2 separate regions of the Homo sapiens genome follow, and region 1 is linked to region 2. A link is an interaction called in ENCODE POLR2A ChIA-PET data of the cell type or tissue named here. Cell type or tissue: Panc1. All regions are shown on one strand.

Region 1 (5,000 bases), 220 kb before region 2:
CACTGCACTCCAGCCTGGGCAACAGAGCAAGACTCCGTCTCAAAAAAAAAAAAACAGGTCGGTGCCAAGGCTCATGCCTGTAATCCCAGAACTTGAGGAGGCTGAGGCGGGTGGATCACAAGGTCAGGAAATCGAGACCATCCTGGCTAACACGGTGAAACCCCATCTCTACTAAAAATACAAAAAAATTGGCCGGGCGTGATGGCAGGCGCCTGTAGTCCCAGCTACTCCGGAGGCTAAGGCAGGAGAATGGCAAGAACCACTGCACTGAAATCGCACCACTGCACTCCAGCCTGGGCAACAGAGTGAGACTCCATCTCAAAAAAAAAAAAAAAAAAAAAAAAACAGAGTAACATTCATTAGAAGAACATAGAAGAAAGAAAAAAAAATAGAGTAACAAAGATGTCAAGACATTCTCTATATCCACTAGGCCAGGTGTTTGGAGTAGAAGAAAAATGCATAGTGACTGATACAAGTTACTCATGAGCACCAACCACATGTTCACAAGTGGTACCTTACTTATCACACATTGGTTAATACCAAGTCTAACTTAAGATTCCTTCCCTGGATAAACATCCGATCATTTTTTTATGGATCCAATTCTAGCCCACTATTTTAGCATAACAAAGGTCAAACATGTTAGATATCTTAAACCCAGAGTTATTTACTCTCTGTTTTTAAGACAAAAATGTTTCCTGATAGATTTCAAAGAGATTCCAAAAAGACAGCTTCCTCTAAATTTAAAATAAAGTTCAGGTACGCTTAATTTATTTGCTTCTGTTTCATCTTTGGATTTAATGTTTTCCATCCCAGGTAAAATAAATTCCCCCAGTTGTTAAATGAATTTGATCTTAACTATGCCCAATCTTAATATATGGTATAGATGTATGTTTATATTAGAATGGGCAAAAGGCCAACAAAAACTTCCTGTCTGATTTTTTTCTTAACAAATTGTACACTGCTGCCTACCAAAACTTCTGTTTATTCACATAATGCTGTATCATATTCCCAGGACTTGCTGCTCTGACCCAAGGTGAGAAGAAATGCCTTTGTCCTACAAACATGAGCATTTAGCTTAAGTTCAAACACTGACAAAGAAGACTGAAATTGGATACTTACCAGAATAATCTCCCATATTTAGTTTCTCTAAATTCACAGATGATCATTATCAAACTTTCAAAAATATCATAACTATTCTCAATGACTTTAACATTAAAGTTGGGAAAATGACTAAAATTCAGTTACCTTTAATTTTAAAAATGCAAATTTAACATGAAGACATAAATGTGTCACTATCAGTAATGACACATGTGGTGGACCATTACATTCTGCACCAAAAGTACCAAGAAGGGCTTCAGTAACTCCCAATGTTTGGATGGGGAGCTTAGAACAATAGAGATAAATACCAACATCAAAATGAGAGGGAGGAAACATTATAATTTCTTCATTAAGCAAACAGTAAGGTTAAAACAAAATATGTAACTTAAACTTCAAAGCACAAAAATAATTCTTCAAAATATTCTAAACATTTTCATCCAATAAGTACTCCGTATCAACAATCAGCACCTCACTTGGAAAATCAGTCACAAGTCAGCTGTTAATGCTGTGTGGATGCAACCACAGATCATTACCTACTTAATTGTGTATACATCTAATAGGCTCATACAGCTCTTTTAGAACAAAGGTTTTATAATGGAGTAGATGATAAATACTGAACTGTAGTGCTACCAGGTGCTATACTAATATGAGCAGAATTTATATAGAGAATTTTAGCCTGTATTAATGCTGTAACTAAAATAGAAAAAAATGATTTAAAATCAGGTTTGTAATAATACAGTTAAAAAAGAAATGCAATATTACAAGTTCATATTGTGGCATCTTGCTAAAATCCCATAAGTGATACTAAAAATGTTAAGCTAAATATAGTTTATCTGGTCAATGAATGCAACTGTCAGTTGACCACAGAAGAGAGAAAAGCAATTTACATTGTAAAAATTTAAAGACATCCAATCTAAAATTTAATGTTGACTCTGAAGAATATCAATTAATTTATATTTTCTGTCATTTGAAACTAGAGTGTATGAAAGTAAACCTGTACATACACATACTCTTCTAAATCATTGAACAAAATATGGAGCAAACCAGCAACACTACTCCATCTTCTGGTGACATTTTCCCTCACCTAGATGTATTTCAGTGTAAGTGTTTCTACTGCTGTCACATTTGGAGCATGAGATAGGGTATAAAAGATGATTAGCTTCTTCCTAAATAGCAAACATGAAATTGTCCAAACATGATAGTTTAGAGAGCAAAAATAAGTACGCCTTAAAAAAAATAACAGAACAAACTAAACTTCTCATTACATATTAAATTAGCCCTCAGGTAATCAGCCCCTAACAAACAGCTTAACATCTACAAAAGGCTGCATGACTGGTGTGTGCCTGTTTAAAGCTCTGCTGTAAGCTGAACTGTTGGTCTCAGCTAGGCATCCTCAACATTTCCTTTGAATTTTAGCCAACAGTGCCCTAGGCATGCTCCTAGCACTACTATTAACAAAACAGCTGTAGTTGAAGCAGTAGTCTTTTTGCCTGACAAGGACACCGTAACAGTCATTGTGATGTCTTCTGATTGTGAACACAGGTAGAGATGTACAGCTTGGATACAAAAATTTAATATGAGTGTATTTGAGATTATAATTTTTACTAGTTGTATAGTAAATATGTGACTAAGCTTGCTTTTCTGAAACAAATGCTGCTGAGTCAATACCAGACAGTCCCATGATCAGTTTGGCCAAGTCACAGTGGACAACCCAGAGCTAAAGTATGACATTTTTACTCTTCTTCAGCTCCCTGTACCTTAGTCTCAGCTGTTCCCATATTCAGTCTCTTTAGCTAGACTAACAAAAAAAGAATGGAGACTCAAATAAAACCAGAAATAAAAGAGGAAACATTAGAAGTGATACCACAGAAATACAAAGAATTAAAAAAGACTCCTGTGAACTATTATATGGCAAGAAATTGGATAACTTAGAAGAAATGGATAAATTCCTAGACACATAAAAACTACCAAGATAAAATCATGAAGAAATGGAAAATCTGAATAGACCAATAATGAGTAAGAAAATTAAATCAAGGCCGGGTGCAGTGGCTCACGCCTGTAATCCCAGCACTTTGGGAGGCCGAGGCAGGTGGATCACGACGTCAGCAGTTCAAGACTAGCCTGGCCAACATGGTGAAGCCCAGTCTCTACTAAAAATACAAAAATTAGCTAGGCATGGTGGCACACGCCTGTAATCCCAGCTACTCAGGAGGCTGAGGCAGGAGAATTGCTTGAACCAGGACCCAGGAGGCAGAGGTTTCAGTGAACTGAGATCATGTCACTGCACTTCCAGCCTGGGCTACAAAGGGAAACTCCATCTCAAAAAAAAAAGGAAAGAAACAAAGAAAAAAAAAAAGAAAATTAAATCAATAATTAAAAAGTCTCATCAAAGGAAAGCCCAGGACCTGATGACTTCACTGCTGAATTCAACTAAAATTTAAAGAACTAATACCAATTCTCAAACTCCTCCAAAAAACTGAAGAGGAAGGAATACTACAAACTCATTTTATGAGGCCAACATTACCTGACACCAAAGCCAGACAAGGAGGCTACAAGAAAAGAAAATTACAGGCCAATATTCCTGATGCACAAACATGCAAAACTCCTCAACAAAATACTAACAAGCTTTAAAAGACCATTCACCATGATCAAGTGGTACACCACATTAACAGAATGGAGAACAAAAATCATATAAACAACTCAATAGATGCAGAGAAAGAATTTAACAAAATTCAACATGCTTTCATGATAAAAACCTCTCAACAAATTAGATATAGAAGGAATGTATTTCCTTTTTTTGTTGTTTGTTTGTTTGTTTGTGATGGAGTCTTGCTCTATCACCCAGGCTGGAGTACAGTGGCGCAATTGTAGCTCATTACAACCTCCACCTCCCAGGTTCAAGCAGTTCTCCTTCCTCATACTCCCGAATAGCTGGGATTACAGGCCCACACCACCACACCTGCTAATTTTTGTATTTTATCAGAAACAGGGTTTTGCCATGTTGGCCAGGCTGGTCTCAGACTCCTGACCTCAAGTGATCCACCCACCTCAGCCTCCCAAAGTGCTGGGATTACAGGTGTGAGCCACCGTGCCTAGCAGAAGGAATGTATTTCAACACAATAAAGGCCGTATTTCACAAGCCCATAGTTAGTGTTATGCTCAATAGTGAAAAGTTGCCAAAAATACACAATGTGGAAAAAATAGTCTCTTCAATAAGTGGGGTTGGGAAAATTGAATATCCACATACCAAAAAACAAATTTATTTTTATCCTACATCACAAACAAAATTTAACTCAAAATGGATTAAAGCTGTAAACATAAGCCCTGAAACCATAAAACTACTATAAGAAAACAAAGGGGAAATGCTCTATGACATTAGTTTTCACAATTTTTTTAAATATGATGCCATAAGTACCAGCAACAAAGGCAAAAATAAATAAGTGAAATTATATCAAACTAAAAAGTTTCTGCACAGAAATGGAAATAATCAACAAAATGAAATAGTAACCTATGGAATGAAATAAAATGTTTGCAGACCATACATCCAATAAGAGGTTAGTATTGAAAATCTATAAGGAAGTCATTTAACTCAAAAGCAAAAAAGAAAAGAAAAGAAATGACCCACAAATAACCTAATTAAAAATGAGCAAAATACCTAAATAGACATTTTTTTTTTTTTGAGACCTAAGTCTCGCTCTTGTACCCCAGGCTGGAGTGCAATGGCATGATCTCAGCTCACTGCAACCTCCGCCTCCTGGGTTCAAGCAATTCTCTTGCCTCAGCCTCCCGTATAGCAGGGATTATAGGCACCTGCCACCACGCCTGCTAATTTTTGTATTTTTAGTAGAGACGGGGTTTCACCATGTTGGCCAGGCTGGTCTTGAACTCTTGACCTCAGGTGA
Region 2 (5,000 bases):
AAAGGATTTTATTTCTCCTTCGCTTATGAAGCTTAGGTTGGCTAGATATGAAATTCTGAGTTGAAAATTCTTTTCTTTAAGAATGTTAGCTGGGCATGGTGGCTCATGCCTGTAATCCCAGCACTTTGAGAGGCTGAAGTGGGCAGATCACCTGAGGTCGGGAGTTCAAGACCAGCCTCAACAACATGGTGAAACCCTGTCTCTACTAAAAATACAAAAATTAGCCGTGTGTAGTGGCCAGCACCTGTAGTCCCAGCTACACGGGAGGCTGAGGCAGGAGAATTGCTTGAATCTGGGAGGCGGAGGTTGCAGTGAGCCGAGATCATGCCACTGCAATCCAGCCTGGGTCACAGAGTGAGACTCCGTCTCAGAAAAAAAAATGTTGAATATTGGCCCCCACTCTTCTGGCTTGAAAGGTTTCTGCAGAGAGATCTACTGTTAGTCTGATGGGCTTCCCTTTGTGGGTAACCCAACCTTTCTCTCAGGCTGCCCTTAATTTCTTTTCTTTCATTTCAACCTTGGTAAATCTGATGACTGTGTATTATGTGTCTTAGGGTTGCTCTTCTCAAGGAGTATCTCTGTGGTGTTCTCTGTATTTCCTCAATTTGAATGTTGGCCTGTCTTGCTAGGCTGGGGAAGTTCTTCTGGATAATATCCTGAAGAGTGTTTTCCAGCTTGGTTCCATTCTCTCCATCAGTTTCAGGTACACCAATCAAACTTAGGTTTGGTCTTTTCACATGGTCCCATATTTCTGGAGGCTTTGTTCATTCCTTTTCATTTTTTTTTCTTTAATCTTGTCTTCACGCTTTATTTCATTAAGTTGATCTTCAATCTCTGATATCCTTTCTTCCACTTGATTGATTTGGCTATTGATACTTACGTATGCTTCACAACGTTCTCGTGCTGTGTTTTTCAGCTCCATCAGGTCATTTATGTTCTTCTCTAAACTGCTTATTCTAGTTAGCAATTCCTCTAACCTTTTTTCAATGTTCTTAGCTTCCTTGCATTTGGTTAGAACATGCTCCTTTAGCTTGAAGGAGTTTGCTATTACCCACCTTCTGAAGCCTACTTCTGTCAATTCATGAAACCCATTCTCCATCAAGTTTTGTTCTTTTGCTGGCGAGGAGTTGTGATCCTTTGGAGGAGAAGAGGCCTTCTGGTTTTTGGAATTTTCAGCCTTTTTGTGCTGGTTTTCCTCATCTTCATGGATTTATCTACCTTTGGCCTTTGATGCTGGTGACCTTCAGATGGGGTTTTTGTGTGGATGTCCTTTTTGTTGATGTTGATGCTATTCCTTTCTGTTTCTTAGTTTTCCTTTTAACAGTCAGGACCCTCTGCTGCAGGTCTGCTGGAGTTTGCTGGAGGTCCACTCCAGACTCTGCTTGCCTGGGTATCACCAGCGGAGGTTCAGTTGGAAATGCAGAAATCACCCACCTTCTATGTTGGTCTTGCCGGGAGCTGCAGACTGGAGCAGTTCCTATTCAGCCATCTTGCCAGCCATGGTAAGTTAAAACTTTTAACAATCTCAATGGTTCCCCTTGTTCATATACAAAATCAGTATTTTATCTCAGATACTAGTGCAAACACTAAGAACCAAATTTTTAGAATTCAGCATTAGGGTTTACATCTAGCAGAATTTCACAGGATCTCTGACTATTAGTTTGGGAATAGTTCAGAGAAAGGCTGATAGGGAAGGTGAGAGACAGATCAAAGGGGTTAGGAGAGGATTGTTTCAGTAGTACTAGGCCAGCTCTAGTTTTTGTTCCCCTTTTTCTATAGAAGGTGAGGCAAAGCATGAATCATATGTCATGAAGTTTTTGCTATCCTCCTTGCTCTCCTTGAATTTTAACAGATATCTAAAGGCAATCAAATATACAAACAATTCACAGCTACCAATCTCAAAGAGAGAAAACAATATAAAGATGATATCCCAAAAGAAACTGTCAAGGCTGAAGAGGTTTAATTAGAAAGTAGCTTGGGACTGTATTGATATTTTCTCTCTTCCTTTACAAAGTGGAAACAAATCACGGCAAAGACATATAATTATGTATCAGAAGCACTAACGCCTCCAGAAATGCTATCTGAAAGAAATTTGAAAGCAGTAATTAATGCCTATACCACACAAAAAGTGTTTTATATCAACTCTTATCCCTTATAGAACACCTACAAAAGACCTTTTAAATGACTGCATGGTTTCATAAATTAAGCTTATATTTTCAGATTTCCAATATTAAATATTCATTAAATAAGTGAACATATTTGCTCAAATATTTTAAATGTTGATGAAATAGATTAAAATCCCTTCTATGGATTTCTTATGATAAAGAAACACTCTATAACACAGAGTTTTACTTGAGGAAGAGGACGTAAAATGGAGAATAACAATTATATCTTTCAGCTCTTTTTTTTTTTTTTTTTTTGAGACAGAGTCTCACTCTGTCGCCCAGGTTGCAGTCCAGTGGCGTAATCTTGGCTCACCACAACTTCTGCCTCCTGGGTTCAAGCAATTTTCCTGCTTTGGCCTCCCAAGTAGCTGGGACTACAGACACGCGCCACCACACCTGGCTAATTTTTGTATTTTTAGTTGAGATGGGGTTTTGCCATATTGGCCAGGCTGGTCTTGAACTCCTGACCTCAGGTGATCTGTCCCACTTGGCCTCCCAAAGTGCTGGGATTATAGGCATGAGCCACGGCACCTGGCCTCTTTTTTTTTTTTTTTCTTTTTGAGACAGGGTCTCATTCTGTTGCTGAGGCTGGAGTGCAGTGATGCAATCGTGGCTCACTGCAGGCTGGACCTCCTGGGTCCAAGTGATCCTCCCATCTCTGCCTCCCAAGTAGTGGAACTACAGGCGCAAGCCACCACATCTAGCTAGTTTTTGTATTTTTAGTAGAGACTTTGGGGTTTCACCACATTGCCTAAGCTGGTTTCAAACTCCTGAGCTCAAGCAATCTGCCTGCCTCAGCCTCCCAAAGCACTGGGATTACACGCATAAGCCACCATGCCCGGCATCTTTCAATTCTTTGATAAACAATTTAATCCCACAAGACCCATGATCCTAAATCGTAGCTTCATTGTGAATAAATGCTTTTTGGTCCACTTTCAAAACATAAAGTATCCTCTGTATCAGATGCTTCTGATGCCCTGCCCACACCTGCTTAGCCTCACTTCTGATTCCAGTCACGACTGTGAAGGATAGTTCCTAGCAGACCACAATTCTCTCATGCAGTCAGTGTCATACCCCACGTCTTTCTCGGTATGCTATGGGGCTTCTCCAAAGCCAGAAATGACACAGGGAGCCTACTAAGTATATGCATATCCATCGAAGTTCAGAGGAGTTAGTGCCCAAGATTAACCCACAACCAATGGGGACGAGGAGCTGGCAAACAATTGCTCCTTCCAGTAGACCTTTAGGTAGAGAACTCTAACGGACATTCAACACAATTCTCAAACAGTTCTGAGTAGCATGATGCCCCAGCTGGGCTCAGCAGTGACCCTGATAATGCAAGCTTATCCTACATTATTCTTTCCACTTTTTCTTCTGCCCAGTCCCTCACCCCTGCTCCCTGGTGTTACCACCCAGATGAACTACCTAGAGTTGTTCTCTCTGGCTCTTGCTTTTAAGGAGAATCCAAGCTAAGACTGTTTATACCAGGAGTGGGCCTAGAAAACAGATCCTTAGGATGATACTGTTGAACTGGATCATTCACAAGCTAGATGGAAATGAGGGTCTATTTTTGGTGATAATCCCTGGTATATGGTATCTCTCTAGAGTGGATTAGATGGGGTACAGGTAGAAGAGCTTATTGTGAACATCAATTCCCAATTTCGCATTCAGTTACATCATGCAGATAATTTGAAAGCAGCCGGGTGACAGTATTTACACCACAGAAATGGCAAGCACTACAATTTCGGGTTTCCCCACCCCAAGTGTTCCATAGAACACTGGCTTCTCCAAAGCCACAGATGATACAGGGAGCCCACATGTGCATATCCACAGAAGTTCAGAGGAGTTAGTGCCCAAGATTAACCCACAACCAATGGGGGCAAGGAGCTGATAAACAATTGCCAGCTCTTATGCAGAATTTCAGCCAGCGTTCCAGTTTTCAGCTTCCCTCTTCACATAATCCTATTTTTTAGAAGTACCTAGTATATTTTCCAAGTTTTACGGCCCGAATCACTAAATCCAAAGCTATTCCTGGTGCTGTGGCATAAATTTGCTGCCTTCATTGTAGGATCAGTCCTTATCCAAGTGCAGGAAGCCTATTTGTAATAATTAGAGGCTTAGGAAAGTTTCCAAATACATATTTATACAACAACTTGCCAGTGCTCACGTAAGAATTTCATATACCAAAACCTTAAACCTTACTTCCTATTACACAAATTCTTATTACATTTTATTACACAAAAATATTCTTGTTAAAATTTTTATAATTTATAAAATTATATCTATTTATTCTCCCACTATAATTTATTATCAACTTTTTACTTTCTCAGGGTATACACTATTTGATAAAACAACGGATTCGTAGTTCTCCATGAGTCACTTAACTATACATCCATCCACTTATATATAGTATTAATTTATTAATTTACCTTTTTTTTTTTTTTGAGACGGGAGTCTCGCTCTGTTGCCCAGGCTGGCGTGCAGCGGCACGATCTCGGCTCACTGCAAGCTCCATCTCCCAGGGTCAGGCCATTCTCCTGCCTCAGCCTCCCAAGTAGCTGGGACAACAGGCACCCGCCACCACGCCCAGCTAATTTTTTTGTATTTTTTAGTAGAGACAGGGTTTCACATGTTAGCCAGGATGGTCTCGATCTCCTGACCTCGTGATTCGCCCACCTCGGCCTCCCAAACTGGTGGGATTAAAGGGGTGAGCCACTGCGCCCGGCCTTATTGTACTTTTATATAGTAAGATCTGCCTGTCAAATATGCTCTAAGAACAAGACACTTTTATTTCTCCCAGTGTTATCATTTGTCACATATCAGAGTCCCCTACCT

What was found. ChIA-PET counts read pairs that join two places held together with the same protein. Peaks named below come from ENCODE experiments on the same cell type or tissue, not always from the same donor. Only the 100,000 strongest peaks of a DNase experiment are listed, where the experiment ranks them.
Region 1: POLR2A ChIA-PET joins it to region 2 with 7 read pairs; 2 of 35 experiments call an interaction of 5 or more read pairs at or near these places.

What each region holds. Positions count from the first base shown.
Region 1 is chr10:67,504,116-67,509,115 of GRCh38, forward strand. All of the region lies in intron 5 of CTNNA3 (catenin alpha 3), which reads right to left. Among named protein-coding and RNA genes, the nearest start is that of MIR7151, 100 kb to the left of the region's middle. In Panc1, a CTCF peak has its summit at 2,197; no DNase peak of the experiment used is centred here; H3K27ac peaks cover 328 bases.
Region 2 is chr10:67,720,585-67,725,584 of GRCh38, forward strand. It overlaps a transcript of CTNNA3 not described here. Among named protein-coding and RNA genes, the nearest start is that of CTNNA3, 27 kb to the left of the region's middle. In Panc1, no CTCF peak of the experiment used is centred here; no DNase peak of the experiment used is centred here; H3K27me3 peaks cover 286 bases.